Regions from separate parts of the Homo sapiens genome. Here region 2 is linked to region 1. The links are chromatin loops, found by intact Hi-C in ENCODE. Cell type or tissue: CD4-positive, alpha-beta T cell. All regions are shown on one strand. Each heading gives the region's core, and the rest is flanking DNA. Links, peaks and the distances in the headings are about the cores only.

Region 1 (2,916 bases), core at 196-2,695:
CTACTTTCCTTATTCCCTGTCTCTACCCTTAATTGCTATAGGTCCTTCTATCAGCTAATCAGTTCCTTTTGGAAGTGAAAATTTAAGACAGAAAGAGGTAATTACTTTATGCTATTTAAATAAATTTAAGAACAAGCAAGTTTTCATTAATATTAATAATAAATATGCCCAGATTTAGTTCTAGTAAATTACAGTCATACCTTATTTATCAAATTGTAGCCTAAAGCTTTTTCCGTTTTTGATGGTTGATTTAAAACCAAGGGGCGGGGGCAGTTGTTTAAAAATGGAAACCATGGAGTAGCCTTAACCATTGCGTACCACAGTAATTTTATTCTTTACCAAATATTCCAAGCCAGGAACCCAAAGAAATTGAGTCTCTCCCAATGTATCGTCTGCAGTTTATTAGCAAGCAGAAACAATGTATCTCTTGTGATGCCATCTTATTTTATAAAAAAGAAAAACAGAACTAAGCTCCAGCATGAAAAAATATCATTTAACTTCCTAATTTGAGACCTGGCATCTTTAAAAACTTGGATTTCATTGAAACATTTATTCAAAAAGACAGCAGTTCATTATAAACCAGCATGGTGTGATGTAAGCACCTTAAGTTTATTTCCTTGTGTGGAATTTCCCAGTGGGGTTTGATAATATTCAGCAGTTTCAGAAGCGATAAAGGAGTTTGAAAAGAAAATCTGATGGGAGCTGGTAAATGAAATTAGAGCCATATCTTTTTCAACAGAGATCTTTAAAGATTTGCATACCGCCTATTTTGTATATATCTAAGAAATTGTACCTCCATTGCATTCACAGCCACGTTTGCCCTAGACACAAGATTATGAAAAATCCTCCTCCTCTTAAGTTGCATCCGTAACATCAAGCAACTTTTGAAAATGATATTGTTTAACAAAACAATTGGTTTGATAGAAATCCATTTCAAAAGCAATGTTTCTACCACAAGCAAAATCTCGTAAAACAGAAGCATTTTGTTTCCACTATTGCAGAGAAACAAAGTTGTTTAAGATGAGTTAAGATGTCTCAGGGTTTTGGCAGTCTTTCTAAGCCCCCTGCTGCTGTTACGTTCAGAATCCCTTTTGAAGTGGCCTGGAAGTTTCTATGCAATTTCAGTGGCTGCTTAGGGGAAATATTGGCTAAACTGCTCATTTCGACTGTTAAGATGGATCGAGTGTTTTCAGAATGTTTTCGTTTGCTAGAAATATGTTTTGCACTGGGGCTTCTCTTGTTGAAGAAGGTTGGTTACCAGCCATCTGAAGATGCCTCAGGGTGTTTACAGAAAATGTGGGTGCTGTAGTTATATTTGAGCACAGCCCTCCCCCAACAAAGATAGTGTGGTAATCAGCAGGAATGTGAAAACATGTATTTAAGGATTGATGCTTGTAAAAGAGGCGCTGTAAAGAAACATGGTTGTTCAGATGTAAGAAATGACTGACAGCTCTCTTTGTAGGCATGCTAGTAACAATAAAGTCTAGAAGTTCAACATCAAAGCGATCACAGCTTACTCCACCAGTGACTTGCACATCAAAGAGGGAGCACAAGACAAAGGAAGTGCACTGAGGTATGTTTCTGCCTCATAGCCAGATCCTCAGGGGGAGCTCCCAGAGCTCCTTTCATGAATGCATAGTGATTTTTGCAGATCAGCGTCTTCATTTCATAAATGACCAGGAATATAAAAGCAGGGCAAATGAACGCCATAATTGCTGGCATCACTTTAAGTTTGGTTCGGAAAGATTCATCACAGGAGCGATTGGTCTCTCTGGTTTCCTTGAGTAGTGAATTCTATACCAGTGTGGGCAACTCTAACTTCACCTAATGTAGTACAGGGAATTATTCACAAAATAAGAGAAAACAAAGTGGATACATTTCAAATTGGTGGATTGGAATTATGCTTGAGAACATAAAACTGGACCTAAGTTAGTGCAGTATGCCTCTTTTTTCTTTCCTGTTGATTGCTTAATTTTTTGAGATTAACCTTGTGGGTGGATGTCTGCTGAATCAGGTGTGCATTACTTAACAGGTGTGTGACATAATGAAATTTAGACCTGTTAAACCAGCTCTTAATTAATCACCAGATCTATGCTTCAGTTCTCTAACTCAAATCATGTGTACTCCAAAATGCCAAAAGTAGAACAGGAAGAAGAGTCTGGGTTTGACTTTCTTCCCTCTCTCTTGATATTACATTGAAAATAAAATTAACCATGCAAGTATTATGAGTGGTTTTAAATAATGTGCTTTTTTTTTTGCTTGCCTTTGAAATTTAAAGTTCTTTTATAGTTCATCTTCAGTAATTTACTCATTTTTAAGTGCTATTGAAAAATAGTAGTGCTCTGTGTAGTCATTAATAAATACAAAGCAGCTTTCTCAAGGCTCTAGGGAGACCTAATAAACACAACTGTGTTACTAATTGATGCTATACTGAGCTGACAAAAGTAGTGCATCGGTAAACAGAAGTTAGAAAGCAAGAAGTTAAAGAACTATAGGGGATTATGTAGACATCAAGGGTTGAAAATTATAATAAGGCCTCTTTAGGGGAGCATTAATTTGCATGGGGCTGAATTAGGACAACCAATTATTTCTGAGGACACTACTAAGAGCTCATCCAAAATACCCCCAAAGTGAAAGGTTTGGGAAAGAGTTGGGACTTAGGTGAGATGGAGGGGGCACTGAGCATGTCATATTTCCTATAACTCATGGTAGTTCAATAGTTTTCTCAATAGCATGTTAGAATAGCTAGTTTTCTTTGTTAGGAGAAAATGCTGATGAAATCAACAGTACTGTAATTTCTTTGTTCTATACACACAGTTTATGTTGAACTACCACAATGGAATTTTTTTTTTTAAGCAGGAAGGGCAGGAGAGTGGAGACAGAAATAAACCTTTTAAATCTTCTTTACGTGAACCC
Region 2 (2,916 bases), core at 133-2,632, 580 kb after region 1:
CAATTTCGTGTATGTCTAAAAGGGAATAACAAAGCCACTTTCTCGAGCATCTCAAAGTGAAGTAGCGAGGCGTGACATTCCCAGGGTGAGAAGGGACAAAAGCAGGGTCAGGGAGATGAAAAAGAGAATCAAACAGCCACTTTCACATGTCTGCCCTCAACTGCTGCACCTCTCCATAATAGGAAACAAATGTTGTAAAAGGGGGGATTGCTCCCATTCATTCAAAATAGCAAATGATAGCTAAACAACATTGTCAAAACTGAATCAACTTCTGTGCAGTACCACCCAGAAAAAGGTATTGTGTTTTGTTTAATAGCGGGGTGGAGCAAAGGGTTTTTTTTTTTAAAGTGGGGAGGGAGGGAGAGAAAAATCATCCTATACTGTTCATATTAATTTTCTTTGTCAAAAATTATTGGTTTGCTGAGTTTTTTAAAAAATCAGTATTTCTGGCTGGGCACCCACTCTTAAATGTTATTTTTGGGGGAGGAATTTTGGAAAAGCTGCAACAGGAAAGTGATTTTTAGCTTTATAAAGTGTTTTAAAGCTTCCAATAAGTGGGAAAAACGGGTTTAAGCTCCTTCAAATGTAGGATCTGGGAAAAATAAGTTACTGATTGAATAGATTCAGGTAAATCCCGGACAGTAGGCTAAAATGTGCTTTGCTAATAAATTGGAATAAAATCGATGGGGGGGGGCAACTGCAGATATGTGAAATGAAGAATATTTTGCATCTATAATATATATTTTTTTGGTGGATCCCTCTGCTTTAATTTGTTTTGAAACCGGATAACCTATAGATCTTCAGCCTTAAAACCCTGCGCTTCTGCTTTGTTTGTTCAGGCTGACCAGGGAGGAGAGCTTAACCAGGGTGAACGTGTGTAGTATGTGTTTTCTTAATGGCAGAAGCAGGTTTCGCTGAAGACCACAACAGCTTTCAAATGTAATAACTCGCTGTGTTCCTAGGCAGGTTAAAAACTATTTGTAGATCTCTCTCTGTCTCTCCCTCTCCCTCTCTCCCTTTCTCCTTCTCTCCCCCTCTCTCTCTGCTTTTTGTTTTCTTGTCTCCATGCGTCCCCCGCTGAGTTGCCACCCACAAAGCGGGTTTGAAAAAGAAAGAGAGAAAAGAAAGAAAGCGGCTGATCCGTGCTGGCCTCCCCCAGCTAAGAATGGCTAGGGGGCGGGGCTTGGCGGGGCCTGCAGCGCAGCCAGGCGCTCGCCGCCCCTCCGCGGCAGAGTCCTTCCGCTCATTTCGTGCTCACCTGGGACTAGCGCGCCGCTTCGTGGGTCCTAGCGCGCGGTGCCAACCCCAGCGCGGTGCAAACCCCCCCGCGGTGCACTCTGGCCCTCCTCGCGGCCGGCCTCTGCTTTGGGCGCTCTAGCAGCGCGGGGGCTGTTGGCTGACTCTTGGTGGGTTGCAGTTAACTGACACAGCTTGTCAGCAGGGGAAAACCAGGTTGCCCCAAGGACTTACCGACGCCCCAGAAATAGACTCCTGCCCCCTGCGTTCCTTTCCCCCATTTTCTCCCTCCCTCTCCCCACCCCTTCTCATTCCCGCTAACCTTTTCCCCTCTACCCTCCTTCTCTCGCCTTTTTTCTCAGCCTACAGTTTCAATTCCAGCACAGGTATGAACACCAGATTTTAGGTCAGCAAACTGACTCGAGGCATTCCCAGTAGCGCAAACTTTCCGGGATTGGCAGGGCATTTTCTTCTGTGCTCAGCTGGCCTAACCAAAATAAAGGAGCTAAAGAAGGGAGGGAGGAAGAGAAGAGAGAAGCAGAAAACAGCCCCAGCATCCCCCCCTGCAGCGCATCCTGGCACACCTCCGCGGCGTAGCGGTAGGCTACATCAGGTGGTTGGCGAGTGGGGTAAATCATTAACCCGATCTTCAGAGGATCGGCGAGGTTTTTCGAAAACTTTGCCACTTAGAGTTGCGGCTGACGTCGTTCACTGGCCCGACGCAAGAGACCTTAGTTGGCACCCGCCCCCGCATTTAGTTTTACTTAATATTTTTACTGGGAAAGAATCTTGTAAATATATTTATATACAATATTTATGTACTTAAAATAACCATTAAGTCTGCACTGCCACTTTTCTCTTAAAGTGTCACCTCATCTCCATCTTTTGGATAAATCTAGAACCACGAAGGATTTAATAATTCCAAGAAGGCTGATCCAGCAAGTGATTTTCTTTGGAGCGGATAACCATTTGTTCATAGCCATAGCGATTTGATTGGTGGAGCCGGTGGCCTCCCTTAGCCAAGGTAGGCTGTCTTTTCTTCCCTCGCCGGCAGTAAAGGAAACCTTCTCGTCACTTACTTCACCCCTGAAAGCAGTTTGGGTTCACAGTCTTTAAGGAACACTCCGGAATACCAGGAGTTTGGGGAGGATATTGATCTTTCCGTTCCGCCCATCCATCCTCTTTTTACCGATTTTTTTTTAATTGCAAAGAAAAAAAAAAGCTACACACAAACGAGATAAAGTAGATGAACCATAGTGAGACAGTTGCTTCTTTTTCTTCAAGTCTTTTATCGCTTCCCAAAAGGACAGAGGGAACTGTGGGCCTCGTAGGTTTCCCAGATTTTCCATAGTTGTTAGGAACTTAGGTTTTCCTTCGCGTCCGCTTCCCCGCGACCTGTTGATGACTCCGAGTGGCGGAGCACGAAGCTGTGCGTTGAAGTTGGTTATGTAAACTGCTTGTGTATTTCACATTATCATCGCGCTGTCTGGAGGCAATGTAGATTTTCTAAAGATCTAATGAATAAACAACCAGCAACTGCTGGCGGTGTAATTTACATTGTTAATTCCTACATGTGTATAATAAATATGCATTTGTATGCCTTCAAATAAACTCTTTTCAGTTTCTAACCTGTGGTGATTTTTTTCCCCCCAAAAAGAAGGGGGTGGGGGACTTGTGTTT

Evidence for each region. Peaks named below come from ENCODE experiments on the same cell type or tissue, not always from the same donor. Only the 100,000 strongest peaks of a DNase experiment are listed, where the experiment ranks them.
Region 2: it touches region 1 in a loop (4-fold over the local background); 2 of 110 quality-filtered maps call a loop at or near these places.

The regions. Positions count from the first base shown.
Region 1 is chr15:60,579,401-60,582,316 of GRCh38, reverse strand. The region is part of intron 2 of RORA (RAR related orphan receptor A); the gene reads left to right. The region is part of intron 3 of RORA-AS1 (RORA antisense RNA 1); the gene reads right to left. Among named protein-coding and RNA genes, the nearest start is that of RORA-AS2, 100 kb to the left of the region's middle. RefSeq lists an enhancer at 937-1,763. In CD4-positive, alpha-beta T cell, for the core only: no CTCF peak of the experiment used is centred there; DNase peaks (open chromatin) are centred at 626, 1,536 and 2,026; H3K4me3 peaks cover 1,028 bases; H3K27ac peaks cover 2,455 bases.
Region 2 is chr15:59,995,596-59,998,511 of GRCh38, reverse strand. No RefSeq gene overlaps it. Among named protein-coding and RNA genes, the nearest start is that of FOXB1, 7.3 kb to the left of the region's middle. RefSeq lists an enhancer at 2,464-2,916. In CD4-positive, alpha-beta T cell, for the core only: no CTCF peak of the experiment used is centred there; a DNase peak (open chromatin) is centred at 1,221; H3K27me3 peaks cover 2,500 bases.